2 separate regions of the Homo sapiens genome follow, and region 2 is linked to region 1. A link is a loop called in an ENCODE intact Hi-C map of the cell type or tissue named here. Cell type or tissue: dorsolateral prefrontal cortex. All regions are shown on one strand.

Evidence for each region. Hi-C counts contacts between places; a loop is a spot of excess contacts. Peaks named below come from ENCODE experiments on the same cell type or tissue, not always from the same donor. Only the 100,000 strongest peaks of a DNase experiment are listed, where the experiment ranks them.
Region 2: it touches region 1 in a loop (8-fold over the local background); 107 of 110 quality-filtered maps call a loop at or near these places.

The regions. Positions count from the first base shown.
Region 1 is chr2:72,766,320-72,774,319 of GRCh38, forward strand. All of the region lies in intron 1 of EXOC6B (exocyst complex component 6B), which reads right to left. Among named protein-coding and RNA genes, the nearest start is that of EXOC6B, 56 kb to the right of the region's middle. RefSeq lists enhancers at 5,565-6,066, 6,067-6,566. In dorsolateral prefrontal cortex, CTCF peaks have their summits at 4,737 (motif pointing right) and 4,961; a DNase peak (open chromatin) is centred at 4,752; H3K27ac peaks cover 1,551 bases.
Region 2 is chr2:72,859,012-72,867,011 of GRCh38, forward strand. No RefSeq gene overlaps it. Among named protein-coding and RNA genes, the nearest start is that of SPR, 24 kb to the right of the region's middle. In dorsolateral prefrontal cortex, CTCF peaks have their summits at 938 (motif pointing left), 1,142, 3,701 (motif pointing left) and 3,911; DNase peaks (open chromatin) are centred at 930 and 3,700; H3K4me3 peaks cover 1,107 bases.

The sequences.
Region 1 (8,000 bases):
GAAGAAAACACTATCCAAAACCTCCACAATTTTTTTAATGTCTATTCAGTCCAAAATTACCAAGTGTGCCAAGAGAAGATCACATGACTAAAAATCACATGACTAAAAATCAAGATTCACAGATGATCTAGATATTGAACTTATCAGATAAGAACTTTAAAAATGGCTATGATTAATACCACAAGAAAAAAGGAAAAGAACAAAACACATGAGAAGATGGAGAATTTCACTACAGCCTTACGATTTGTTTTTTTATTATAAAACTGGAGAAAACCCAGAACTGGGTTTTTAAAATTCCGAACTCCATAGATGGTTTACCAGCAAATAAGTCAATTGAAAAAATCCACATTGAGGTTGGGCACAGTGGCTCACACCTGTAATCCCAGCACTTTGGGAGGATGAGGCAAGTGGATCATTTGAGGTTAGGAGGTGGAGATCAGCCTGGCCAACATGGTGAAACTCCATCTCTATCAAAAATAGAAAAATCAGCCGGGCGTAGTGGTGCGCGTCTGTAATCCCAGCTACTCGGGAGGCTGAGGCACAAAAATCGCTTGAAACCGGGAGGCAGAGGTTGCAATGAGCCGAGATCACCACTGCCCTCCAGCTTGGGTGACAGAGTGAGACCCTGTCTCAAAAGAAAAAAAAAAAAAAAAGGAAAAAAAAAATCCACATTGAAGCCCAAAGAGAACAAGGAAAGGACAGGATGTAAAATACAGAAGAATGTAAGAAAAATGAAACATGGGACACCATCAAAAGCCCTCAGCCAGCAGTTCTCAAAATTTTTTGCCTGGCACTATTTTTATGCTCTCAAAAAATATTGGGTTTCCTGGCCGAGTGCGGGGGCTCACGCCTGTAATCCCTGCACTTTGGAAGGCCGAGGCGGGTGTATCACCTGAGGTTAGGAGTTCGAGACAAGACTAGGCAACATGGTGAAACCCCGTCTCTACTAAAAATACAAAAAATTAGCAGGGTGTAGTGCCGGGCGCCTGTAATCCTAGCAACTGGAGAGGCTGAGGCAGGAGAATCGCTTGAAACCGGGAGGCGGAGGTTGCAGTAAACCAAGATCGCGCCATTTCACTCCAACCTGGGCAAAAGAGCAAAACTCGGTCTCAAATATATATTATAATATATATTTCCCTTGGGTTTCCCAAGAACTTTTGTGTATGTGTTATGTTTGTTGACATTAGCCACATTAACAATTGGAACTGGGCCAGGCACAGTGGCTCACGCTTGCAATCCCAACACTTTGGGAGGCGAGGCCGGCGGATTGCTTGAGGCTAAGGAGTTTGAGACCAACCTGGGAAACACGGCAAAACCCCATCTCTACAAAAAATACCAAAAAAGTTAGCTAGGCATGGTGGCATGCACCTGTGGTCCCAGCTACTCAGGAGGCTGAGGTGGGAGTATCACCTAAGCCTGGGAGGTGGAGGTTGCAGTGAGCAGAGATTAGACCACTGCACTCCAGCCTGGGAGACACAGAGACCTTGTTAAAAAAAAAAAAAAAAAAAAAAAAAGACCAAGTCCGGTGGCTCACGCTTATAATTCCAGAACTTTGGGAGGCCGAGGCAGGCGGATCGCCTGAGGTCAGGAGTTCAAGACCAGCCTGGACAATAATGGCGAAACCCCGTCTCCACTAAAAATATAAAAATTAGAGGAGAGTAATGTCATGGGCCTGTAATCCCAGCTACTCGGAAGGCTGAGGCAGGAGAATCACATGAACCCGGGAGGCAGAGGTTACAGTGAGTTGAGATCATGCCACTGCACTCCAGATTCCAGCCTGGGGGCCAGAGTGAGACTCCGTTAAAAAAAAAAAAAAAAAGAAAGAAAGAAAGAAAGAAATTGAAACAGAAGAAAAAAATTACATAAAAGAACATACAAGTATAAATAACATTCACCACTGAAACAATGATATTTTCACATCATGCAGCCTCTAAGAAACTCAATTCTATTCCCCTAGGAGAATGCAAGCTTTTTTTTTTTTTTTTTTTCGAGACAGAGTTTGGCTCTTGTTGCCCAGGCTGGAGTGCAATGGTGCGATCTCGGCTCACTGCAACCTCCGCCTACCGGGTTCAAGCCATTCTCTTGCCGCAGCCTCCCGAGTAGCTGGGATTACAGGCATGCGCTACCACCCCCGGCTAATTTTGTATTTTCTTTCTCCCCGGCTAATTTTGTATTTTGTTTCTCCATGTTGGTCAGGCTGGTCTCAAACTCCAGACCTCAGGTGATCCCCCCGCCTTGGCCTCCCAAAGTGCTGGGATTAGAGGCGTGAGACACTGTGCCCGGCCTAAGCTTTTTTTTTTTTTTTTTAAGTAAATAACATCTAACTGATATTATGAAAATATTTTTAAATCTGTAACTCTCCTGAAAGAAATTTTATCATTGTATAATTGTGCAGAAGCAATACTTAAAGACATCATAGCCAAGTATATCTAAAAACTTATGAAAGATATCAGTCCATAGTTTCAAGCCCTATAAACCCAAAGCATGATGAATGTAAAGAAAACTATACTTGGCCAGCCGTGGTAGTTCACACCTGTAATCCCAGCACCTTAGGAGGCTGAGGCAAGAATATTGCTTGAAGCCAGGAGGTCAAGACCAGCCTGGGCAACAAAGCTAAACCCTGTCTCTACAAAAAAAAATTAGCCAGGCACAGTGGCATGTGCCTATAGTCCCAGCTACTTGGGATTAGACAAGTTCTGGAGATAGGTGGCAGTTTTGGCTACAGAAAAATGTGAATATACTTAATGCCACTGAACTGTACACTTAAAAATGGTTAAAATGGTAAAGTATATGTTATGTATATTTTACTGCAATTTTAAAATAAGGTGAAATACAGACATTATTCATACAAACAAAATAAATGAGTCCTTCACTAAAAGAAATGCTAAAGGGAGTTCTGCATACAAAAGGAAAAGTGACCTCAGAATGAAGCACAGAGATGGAGGAGGAAATGAAGAATCAAACAAAAGAGTAAACATACATGAATGGTGACTCTACGAAATAATAAGGATAATGTTGTGTGGGAACAAAATTACATGTAAAATTAAAATTCATGACAACAGTGTAAGATGTAGGAAAGGATAAATGAAAAAGTGTTACATATTCCTAGCAGTGTCAAGGAAGTGATAAAAATATTAATTTATATTATACTCTGAGTCAAGGATACATGCTGAAATTCTTTGAGTAATGTCTAATAACTAAAAAAGGAAGGGCCAGGCCCAGTGGCTCACACCTGTAATCCCAGCACTTTGGGAGGCCAAGGCGGGCAGATCACCTGAGGTCAGGAATTCGAGACCAGCCTGGCCAACATGGCAAAACTCTGTCTCTACTAAAAATACAAAAATTAGCCGGGTGTGGTGACACGTGCCTGTAATCCCAGCTACTCGAGAGGCTGAGACAGGAGAATTGCTTGAACTCAGGAGGTGGAGGTTGCAGTGAGCCGAGATCGTGCCACTGCACTCCAGCCTGGGCGACAGAGCAAGACTCCATCTCAAAAATAAAATAAAATAAAATAGAAAGAAGAAGAGTCAATAGACAGCCAAAAATAATAAGAATCAAGAATAAGCACTTAGGGAAAAAGAAAAACCAGCAAGTATCAGACTTCTCCACAGCAACATTGAACACCAGAAGACAAGATACTCAAGGAAACAAAACATGAGCCAAGAACTTTAATTTCAACCAAGCTAGCCTTTAAATATAAAGTCTATAGAGCTAAAATTTGAATATACAATAACTCAAAAATTGTTGTTCACATAAGTCCTTCTTAAGGCAACTACTAGAGGAGGAACACAAACCCAACTAGATGACAGGGAAAACTTCAATAAAAAAGAATGTCAATGAAGACTGAATATATTTAACTGCAACTCTAAGACAAAAACAAGGTCAGATTAAAAGTGATCAAGTATGATACATAAAAATAGTACATAAAAATTATACAACTAAGAAAAAAAAGAGAGAAGATAGAAAGTAGAATAAACTAGTCAACTATCTTATACCAGTAACTGTGAGCCAAAGCTAGGCAAATCAACTACAGGTCTACAATCCCTAATCGAAAATCCTTGTAGCAAAATGTTTCATAATACCAAATTCTGTACATTTAAAAAAAATACAGCTCATCTGTCACATATTATGTAACATCCCAGTAAGATCTTAAGCATTCCATAATCAAACACATTCATATTTCAGCAGTAAAATATAGGAATATTCACAAAAGTGGTAAATATAAAGATTATTAATATATTAAGTCAATTCACATCAGGTTTTCTTGCCAAATGAATTAAGGCAGATTTTGACAACAAATAGTTTTTAGAGCCTTTAGGATTTGGGGATTACAAATGAGAGATTATGGGCCAAATCAAGTATGCTTGACTACAAAGTAAAGCACTAAGATAATACTATTCCCTGATATTTAATGCTAAGAGGAAAGAATAACAGAAGAGTACACAAGTTAAGTTTCATTGTTGCCCTTGGGTGAGAAATCAGTAAATATTACCTTCAGAGAGAGACAGAGAGAACTGAGGATGCAATACAAAGGAACCACAAGAACAAAAATACAATTTTTTAAAAATTCAAAGAAAAAAAGGAAGCCATTAGATATGGCTTCATGGTAGTGTCTTCCCCCTCGCCCCCAGAAAAATTATTTGACTTGACACTAAGTTGTTTTTAAATAATGATTATAGTGCTCTTCATTTCCAACTTACTACACTTGGAAGAAACAATTGCTGATGAGCATAAAGTCACTAGGGGGCAGCAGAGCATAAAGAGTATCCTCTGAAAAGTGGTGACAACTACAAAGTTATTACATAACCAGAAGTGTCTTCAACTGCTGAAAACATTTCATACTCATCACAAGCACAATAAAACACTCGCCAATTAATTTGTAAAAATTGCTTCTAAGATATTCATTATATTCTTTATAATTGTTGTAATTTTTATTTTGAAATAATTTCACATTGCACAGAACTCTTGTATAGCCTTTATGCAGAGTTCACTAATTTTTGCCATATTTGTTTTATCATTCTCTCCCTACATATATATGCATGCTTATTTTTCTAAACCATTTGTAAGTAGGCTTCATATATCATGCCTGTAAAACTATAGTCTGTACCTCCTCTCTCTTACATAATGATAGTACCATTATGAAATTCAAGAAATTTACATTGATACAATTATATCTAACCCACAGTCCAAATTCCAATTTTGAAGATTATCCCAATAATGCTCTTTAGAGCATTTTCATTTCCTACTGGAAAGTATCCAGTCTAAGATCATGAATTACATTTTGTGGTCATGTCTCTTCAGTTTCTTTTTATCTAAACAAGCAGCCAAATTTATGGACAAAAGACTACTTTACATTATTAAAAATTACTGAGAGCCTGGATGTGGTAGCTCACATCTGTAATCTCAACATTTTGTGAGGCCAAGGTGGAAGGATCGCTTCAGGCCAGGAATTCAAGCCCAGCCTGGGCAACATGGTGAGACCATATCTCTAAAAAAGAAAGAAAAGAGGAAAAATAAAAATTACTGAGTACCCTAAAGAGCTTTTGCTTATATGAATTATATATATATTAGTATGTGCTATTTTAGATATTAAAACTGAGGAGCGATGTCAGCAAGATGGCAGAATAGGAGTTTCCAACACACATCCCTTCACAGAAACATCAGTTTGAACAAACATCCAAGTACAAAAATATATTCAAAAGAACTAAGGAATCCAGGTAAGAGATCACAGCACCTAGGTAGAATGCAGAAATAAGAAAATATACATTAAAGGGGGTATGAAAGACGGCTTCACATTATCCATGATTCCCTTCCCCCAAGCTCACAAGAGAGACCCTCGCTGGAGGAAAACGAGAATGATATGAGCACCCTACTTCACTGGGGACCCCAGCCCCAGGCCTCCCCAGTGAATTTTGGTGCCAGGCCAGCCGCCATGTACCTAAGCTCCAGGCCAAATCCAACACAAGGACAGCCAGTGACCTAAGGCTCCAGGCCTGCCCCTGCAGGACCAGGCTTAAGGCAAGCTCCAGTGCCAGGATGGCCCCCAAAGCCCCAGGCTTCAGGCCTGCCCAATAGAACCTGGTGCCAGGCAAGTCCCCACAGAAACAGGTTCTAGGCCCAGCCACATGGTACCAGGCACCAGGCTCACCTCCATGGAAAGAGACGCCAAGACTGCCCCATTGCCAGTTAGTCATTGTGGATCCAAGCTTCAGGCCTGCTCCTGCAGACCCCATTGCCAGCCCAACCCAGTAGATCCTTTTACCAGGCTGATCCCCATGACCCCAGAATCCAGGCCCACACACCCAGGCAACAGGACTGATCCTATAAACCCAGGTGCTAGGAATGCCTACCTGCTGACCCAGGGACCAGGCCAGCCTACCCAAGGACTTCAGAAGAAAGCCAACCTATGCACTCGACCAATCAGCCTGTTCAGAGATTCTGAGTAGGCTGACTGGGTGATGGGCTTTCCCTGCCAAAGCCAGCCTGTAAAGACTGGAAGAGGTACCTACATCTTCAAATGCACAACTACCAAACCAAAGCCAGAAGGATCACAAATAAACAGGAAAACCATAATCCCCCCACCCAAGGAACAAAATAAAGCTCCAGTAGCCAGCCCTAAAGAAATGAAGATCTACGAACTGTCTGAAAAAGATTTCAAAATAATCATCCAAAAGAAATGTAGAGAGCTACAAAAGAACCACAGAGAACTATAAAAGAACATGTACAACATGGTAACTATAGTTAATAACATTATTATATTGTATAATTTAAATTTGCTAAGACAGTAGACCTTAGATTTTCTTTTTTTTTTTTTTTTTTTTTTGTGAGACAGGGTCTCACTCTGTTGCCCAGGCTGGAGTGCAGTGGTGCAATCATGACTCACTGCAGCCTCAACCTCCCAGGCTCAGGTGATCCTCCCATGTCAGCCTCTCAAGTAGCTGGGACCACAAGCATAAGCCACCATGCCCAGCTAATTTTTTTCACATTTGTTGTAAAGATGGGATTTCACCATGTTGCTCAGGTTGGTCAGGAACTCCTGGGCTCAAGCAATCCACCTGCCTCAGCCTCCCAAGGTGTTGGGATTACAGGTATGAGCCACCATACCGGGTAGATCTTAAGTTTTCTCACCAAAAAAAAAAAAAAAGGCAACTATGTGAGTTGATGAATATGTTAATTAGCACAATTTTAATAATCATTTCACAATGTGTATATATATCAAAACATCTCATTCTATACCTTAGGTATATACTTTTTAAAATTATACCTCAAGAAAGTCGGAAAAAAAAACTAAAACTGAGAACCTTGAAAATAATTAATTCATTTAAAATTAACAATGAACCCACTACAAGTTAAACAGTATATTTTATACAAATAAAAAACAAATAGTTAAAATAGTTTGTTTTACATTTGTGAAAGTCTCTTTAATGTCGTCTTAACAGAAGACATCTGGATTCTGTAGCCTCTGCATTCAACCTATGGCAATGCGCAGTTTTGGTTAAAGTATATGAAGAAAACTCAGCCTCACAATACATGTAACTGGAAAACTAAAAAGTATTTTCAAAGACTTTTCAGATAATTTTATATAAATATTCTTTGGTATAATTTTAGAATGTGACAAATGATACTTTCTTAAAGTTACAATGTGAAATCTGAAACCACATCAGTAAATTTTTTGTACCTTGTTACATTAAAACCCATTAGTCTATGTTATACTTCAAATGAATATTTCACGTGATTTTGTAACATCAGGCACTGGTCATTTAAAAAATACTGATTCACTGGGTTGTATAGGTTTTCCAAATATTGATATATTTCATTACATAGTATCAAAAAACACATTCATTAATATTATCACCCAGTCTTACAAGAAATGTTTGTAAATACTGGCAATCTTTGGAAGGGCAACAGGCTACCTCAGTGAAAATATGAACTGGTAGCAACAGAAAATTCTGCATATGTAGTCCAAATAATAAGCTGGTGATTCTGTAGAACACAATAAT
Region 2 (8,000 bases), 93 kb after region 1:
TGCCCAGGCTGGAATACAGTGGGCAGTGGTGCAATCATGGCTCACTGCAGCTTCAGACTTCTAAACTCAAATGATCCTCCCACCTCAGCCTTCAGAGTGGCTGGGACTACCAACACATGCTACCATGCCCAGATAATTTTTTAACTTATTGTAGAGACAGGGTCTGACATTGCCTAGGCTGGTGCAATCAAGTTCTTTATCAGATATTTGATTTGCAAATTTTTTTTCAAATAAAAAATGATGACCAGGGGCAGTGGCTCACGCTTGTAATCCTAGCACTTTGGGAGGCGAGGCAGACCAATCACTTGAAGTTAGAAGTTCAAGACCAGCCTGGCCAACATGGCAAAACCCCGTCTCTATTAACAATACAAAAATTAGCCAGGCATGCTGGTGCACGCCCGTAGTCCCAGCTATTCGGGAGGCTGAGGCATGAGAATTGCTTGAACCCCAGGATGCAGAGGTTGCAGCGAGCTGAGATCACACCACTGCACTCCAGCCTGGGTGACAGAGTGAGACTCATCTCCAAAACAAAAACAAAACAAAACAAAACAAAAGATGAAGCGGTAACTCAGGAAACCTTTATATTATTGTATTATTCATAAATCAAAATAAACCTTTGTAAAACAAAATAACTAAGTTTCTAAACATTCAGTATATAGAGTAGCTGCTTAAATAATTTATATCTGGAATGGACTCAAGTACAGAAAATTCACTGTGTATTAACAACAGTGGTGTCTTAATGAAAGCCAGTGCTGTGTTGTTCATCTTGTTGGAGGCAGTGTGGCAGAATGATGCAAAGCTGACTCCGAAGCCAGACTAGAGACCAAAGGATTTTGAGAACAGGGAGACCTCTCCTACCTGTGCAGGTACATGAAAGGCAAGGCTCCTCCGGACTGTACATCGGTGGAAAACCTTTAGATTCTGCTGCCACCTTGTGGTGGTCAGATTACAACATGGTGCCCCATGCTCTTGGGTTTTGCTAGGGCTCCTGCTTCATTCAGGTCTATTGTAGGGACAAAAAAAAAAAAAAAAAAAAAGACGAAGGCAAGCATACATAGTATTTTGTATATGCATTAAACAAGAATAGACAAAAAAAAATTGTTTAAGCATGAGAGATTATAGCACAATGATAAGACCAGTATCTTTGGAGCTATTCTAACTTCATTTATACCCCAAACTTCATTTATACTCCTGACTCAGCATTGGACTAGCTGTTTGATGCTGGGCAAGTCACTCTTACCCCTCTGTGAGCACTGTCTATTAAGTGGCAATAATAATAGTACCTCTCTCATGATGAGAGGTTAAATGAGGCAGTGATTGTTTGGCACTGAGTTCCTGGCATATGATTCTTGGTTAATAACAAATGATTGATATAGGTTGTATTAGTCCGTTTTCATACTGCTATAAAGAACTGCCTGAGACTGGGTAATTTATAAAGAAAACAGGTTTAATTGATTCACAGTTCAGCATGGCTGGGGAGACCTCAGGAAACTTACCATCACGGTGTAAGGTGAAGGAGAAACAAGGACCTTCACGAGGTGGCAGGAAGGAGAAGTGCCGAGCGAAGGGGGAAGAGCCTCTTACAAAACCATTAGATCTCCTGAGAACTCACTCACTATCATGAGAACAGCCTGGGGGAATCTGCTTCCATGATTCAATTACCTCCACCTGGTCTCTCCCTTGACACGTAGGGATTATGGGGACTACGATTCAAGACGATATTTGGGTGGGGACACAAACCCTAACCATATCATTGGTGAACAAGGAAATCAGGCTAGTTCCTTTCTGGGAGCCTTTTCCTTTTTTTTTTTTTTTTTTTTTTATGTTGGGTGCAAAATTGGAACTAACCAAAATTCTTGGTTTATAATGCATGTTCATCACTGGTCATGGAACACACACAAAAAAATGTGCTTGTGTGTTGGGAATGGATGCCTAGAAACTATCTGGATGCAACAGTTTAGTGTAATTCCAGGATTGAAAGAATACAACACACACCCACTTGTGAACACACATACATATATACACACATACACTCACACAAAAGGGGAAGCACATTCCAATTGGTTACAGTAACTCATTTCATCCTTATGCCAATTTTGTCCTAAAGGAGGACCGTTCCCTATCTTATCTAGGATATGCAGGTATGGAACCTGCAGGATTTCAAGGTCACCTTTAAATCTAGTGGGCATGAGCTTTAACCTATGAGGAAGGATGCATTCTGACTCTTTTTTAGAAGGATACAGTGAGCAAAGTGGAGGGAGTAAGACCCCCTACTGAGACAGATGGCTAAGCCCTTCCTGAAGGATAAGGTAAATAAGGGGTTGGTATTTTGCATTTTCTTCTAGTGAAATTTGTCTTTCAGCATTTAAAAATAGCTAACTCTGTTCTTTTATGAATTATTTTCATAGTTATGTCTTTACTCTCTTTTTAAGGGCTTTTTTATTTTTCTAAAATTCAAAGTTGAATATTCAGTTTATTAATTCTCTCTCAGCTAACAAAAACTCTTAAAGCTGTGAAATGACATATGAAAACACAGCTTTGTCATGTATCTCACACTTAAAATGTTGCATTTTCTTATTCATTTTTTCTCTAAAGAATCTGATATGGTCATCTTGATTTCTCTATGACTCTCGTGCTATTGGATAATTTTCCCTCTTTTTTGATTTTCACGTGGCTGGTTTTCAGGTTGTTTTGTTTTGAGGTATTCACTGGTTACAATGTGGCTAGAGGGTGTGGTCTATATCACTTCTGCTTCTGGAAATTTATTGAAATTTCTTATATGCAGTCCATTTTTATGACTATCTGTAGCTGATATGCTTTTCACAGGCCACAGGTTCAAGTTTGGTTAGAAAATGTAACATTATTTTCTATTACACAGTTTTCCTCTATTTTGAATATCCATTACTCCTAATGCATGTGCCCACAGACATTTTAAAATATAATTAAAAAAAATAAAAACCACAACAAACCACCAACCACACACACACCTAATGTTAGTCATCTCCAGGTAAACTCAGTAATTTTTTTCCAAGATTTTCCCAGTTAGTGTTTCCCCTTTTCCCAGGGGGGTTGGATCTAAGTCGTGGAGGTACTTTAGTAGCATTAAGGGAGGGTCATCTGAATGTTCTGGGGTCATCACCTTTCCACTTTAGTATCCATTGAGATGTACGTCATCTTCCCCTCCCAGCCTTTGTCGCCTTCCACAAACTTTGCAGACATTAGCTTAGTGACCTGTTTCCCACGTTTCCTAGTTCTGGGCACATGCATTTCTCCATCGGACCTCAAGGCCACTTCCACTCTCCCAGCCACCTGAGTGCCCCTCTTGGGCAAAGGGAAATCTTTGCATATTCTCGCGAGCAACTCTAGTATCTGAGGAAACGTGAGGCTGACCAATCTCCTCCAGTCCTTTGACAACCTTAATTGTTTGCGCGGCTACTGTGGGCTGACTTCTGCAAGGCTTATTGATTCCCTGTTTGTTCCGGAAATGTGCACTTGATGTGATCTCACATCTCTAGCTGGGGGGATTTTCATACCCCATTCAGGGCAGTTTCAACCCCTGAGAGCAGGTGCAGTGGACAAAGGGCACAGCCCCTTCCCAGAGACCCACGCTGCATCAGACTCTCGGTCTTACCGACGTCGCTAGTCCTGAGGCTGCTCGCCCCAACCCACCAGGTCCCGGCTGCGCTTTGGCGCCACCTAGTGGTGTCTTGGCGGCTCTGGCGTAAGCCGGCTTAGGATGCTGAGGGTGCTGTTGGGAAGGAGTCTCCGCCAGGCGGGGCCTCCCAGCGGAGCTACGAGCTCTCCAGGATCCGCCCGGTTACCGATGGCACTTGCTTTCTTGGCGGCTTCTGGGGAGACCGAGCAACGAGAGCACCGAGGACACAAAGGTCCACTTTCTACTTCTGGGTTTCCAAAAATAAGGCGGCCTGAGTTTTCAGCGCCTGGTCTTCCCACCACACCCTACCAAAGAAAGGAAATCACCTGGCGTAGGAAACAAGCCCTACCTTGCGCTTGTTTTCAGAATTCACAGATGGTGCAGGCGTGTTACCGTCGGGTTTACCCACTATCCCTCTATGCGTGTTGTGGGCACCTGAAAAGGAGGTGATAGCCCCTCTCTGTAAATGTGCAATTCCCCCTGCCCAGCCAAGGGAGACGCCAGGATGCAGAGTGCCAGGGTCAGGCAGGGCAGGAACCCAGGCTGCCGCAGCCGAAGGAGAGAAACCAAAGTTCCAGCCAACCCAGCCAAGCGAAGTGTAGCCAAGAGCTGGGAAGGAGAGAAACGGGAACCCGAACGAAGTCCCAAAGGAAGAGGCCTACATCAGAGCCCAAGCGTTCAAAGCAGCAAACAGGAGACGTGGCTGGAGGGGTTCCCTGAGTCACAGAGGCTGGCTTCTCATAGGGAGGGGCCCCAGGAGAATATAGGCCACTGAATTTTTTCCTTAAGTTTTATTTTGTCTGATATTAAATTTGCTAAACTTCTTTATACCCAACTTTTAAAACAATATATTATCTTTACTGTGGAAAAATGTGGAAAATTGGGGAAAACACATCCTGTATAACACGTAGAAAGGCTGCTGTTTATTTGTGTGCATGTGTGTGTGTATATATATATACATGTTTTCTAGGGATGCTGGGACAAATTACCACAAACTGGGTGACAACACAGATTTATTCTCTGCCATTTATGGAGAAAAAAGGCTGAACTCAAGATGTCTGCAGGGCTACCCTCCCTCCAAGGGCCCTAGAGGAGAATTTTTCTTGCTTCTTCCAGCTTTTGGTGACTCCAGGAGTTCCTTGGCTTGTAGCTGCATAACTCCAATCTTGGTATCCATCCTCACATGGCCATGGCTTTCTCTGTGTCTGTGTCTTCTCTTCTGTCTCCTATATAAGGATCGTTAAATTTAGGACTCATCCAGATAATCTAGGATGAGCTCATCTCAAGATCATTAACTCAATTATATCTACAAAGATACTATTGAGGAGCGTGGGTATTAGGACATGGATGGATATTTTTAGAGGTCATGATTCAACCCATTACAGTGTATGTGCATGTGTGTGTGTATATATGTATATGTTTTATGCACATATATATGGAGAAACAGAAAAAAACAAGCTACGATTCTACTATTCACATTTTGACGCATTTTCTTCAGGTGTTGGTGTTGGTTTTATGCAGAAATAAAACTTTTAAATGAAATTTAATTCATAGATGATATACGGATTTTATTCTATTTTCCATAATGATTTTTCCATCTTTAAATATTAATTTAAAACATAACTCTAATGGTTGCATCATAAACTATCTTAAATGTGCTATATTTTATTTAACCATTCAATTAATATTGAATACATAACTTTTTGGTGCTATAAATAAATGATGAGGTAGTGAACAAAGTAATAAAAATCTAGCTTCTAAGGAACAATTTGTTGTTTTTGCCACCTCACATCCATTGCCCCTTCTTCATAATATTACCTTAATTTTTCTTGGGGAACTAACATTTCTCTATTGGCTAATGATTGGCAAGACGATCAATTAAGATGCACTGAATATTTTTAGATTAAAAAATAGATGTGAAACCTAACTTACGATAGTTGGATGCTCTCTCCATAGCAACTGAATCTTAAGAAAAGTAAGACTGAAAACAGCTGTAGCTGATTCATCTGGTAGCTGATTCATCCTGTAGCTGATTCATTGTTTTCTGTTACCTGGTTCTCCAGAGCCACCCTGGTTCCTGCCCTTTTGGGGCCTAACTTTTCAGCTTTCTTTTTCAGTTCTATTAGCTGAACCAAAAATTTATGTTTTATTTTGTCTGAGTTGATTTCTGCTTTTGCAAACAAAGAATCTGAACTTCTACAAGGTGAATACTTCTGATTCATTTGTTTTTGGTATTTTTTGCTTTCTAATACAAATATTTAGTAATATAAATTTTCCTCTGAGAACAATTTTGTTGTTATACAAAATTGTTTTCTCACTGCTACTTTTTTTTTTTTTTTTTTTTGAGTTGGAGTCTTGCTCTGTCGCCCATGCTGGAGTGCCGTGGCGCGATCTCAGCTCACTGCAACCTCTGCCTCCTGGCAATTCTGCCTCAGCCTCCCAAGTCGCTGGGACTACAGGCACATGCCACCATGCCCGGCTAATTTTTGTATTTTTAAAGATGGGGTTTAGAGATGGGGTTTCACTGTGTTGCCCAGGCTGGTGTCAAACTCCTGATCTCAAGTGATCTGCTGGCCTCAGCCTCCCAAAGTGCTGGGATTACAGGCGTGAGTCACCATGCCCGGCCTGTTACTATTTTCTGAATAGACTTTTATTGCTTTTACTTGAGTTATTTGGAAAGATGATTTTAGAACACCAATTGATTTTTTGGACAATTATTTTATTGCTGTTTTTAATTTTGTGACAGTGTATTAAGAGAATTTGGGGTATTTATGGAAATCTTTATGTATATGTTTGTAGATGTTCTTGAGTAATTGAAAAAATAGCTACACACACACAGCATGTATCTTTTAAGTCAAAGTTTTAACTGTATTGTTCATGTCTTTTGCTATTACCCAATATACCAAAGCCACACAAACACACTATGAGAAAAAAGTACAGAACAATATCACTTGTGAACATACATGCAAATATGATCAACAAAATACTAGCAAACCAAATCCAGCAGCACATTAAAAGAATTATACCCATGACCAAGTAGGATTTATCCCAGGGATGGAAGGCTGGTTTAATATATGAAAAGTAATCAGTGAAATACACATTAAAAGAATAAAAGACCAGCCTGGCCAACACAGTGGAACCCCGTCTCTATCAAAAAATACAAAAATTAACCGGGCATGGTGGCGCATGCCTGTAGTCCCAGCTATTCAGGAGGCTGAGGCAGGAGAATCACTTGAACCCAGGAGGCAGAGGTTGCAGTGAGCCAAGATTGCGCCGCTGTACTTCAGCCTGGGCGACCAAGTGAGAGAGTGAGACTCTGTCTCAAAAAAAAAAAAAAAAAAAGAGAGAAAACCCCACATGATCATCTCAATTGATGCAGAAAAAGCATTTGACAAAATGCAACACTCTTTCATGATAAATACACGCAATAAAATAGGAATAGAGGGGAACTTCTTCAACATGATAAAGGCCATCTACAAAAAACCCACAGCAAACATCACACTCAATGGTGAAAGACTGAAAGCCTTTACACTGAGATCAAGAACAAGACAAGGATACCCACTTTTGCCACTTCTATTAAACATAGTACTGGAAGTCCTAGTTAGGACAAGTAGGCAAGAAAATGAAATAAAAGGCAGACAAATTGGAAAAGAAGAAGTAAAATTATCTCTATAAACAGATGACATGATCTTATACACGGAAGAACCTAAAAAGTACACACGTGCATGCACACACACATACACATACACAATAGAGCTAATAAGTGAATTCAGCAAAGTTGCGGGATACAAAATCAGCACACAAAAATTAGTTGTATTTCTATACAGTAGAAATGAACAGTTCAATGAGGAAATTAAGAAAACAATTCCATTTTAAAAACAAAAAGAAGATACTTAGAAATAAATTTAACTAAAAAGGGACAAAACTTATTTACTGAAAAAAAACAAAACATTGCTGAAGAAAATTAAGGAAGACTTAAATAAATGGAAAAATATCCCACTTCGTACATTGGAAAACTCAATATTGTTAAGATATAACAGTACTACCCAAAGTGATACACAGATTTAATGCAATCCCTACCAAAATTCCAATGGCATTTTTTTCTTTAACTGTTTTATTTTCTCAGAACTGGAAAAACCTTTCCCAAAATTCATATGGAATTTTAAGGGACCCCAAAGAGTCAAAACAATTTTGAAAAAGAACAAAGTTGAAGGGCTCACACTTCCCAATTTCAAAGTCTTACTACAAAGCCACAGTCATCAAAACATGGTGGTACTGGCATAAGGATAGAGATATAGATCAATGGAATAAAGTCAAAATAAATCTTCATATCTATTTGGTTTTT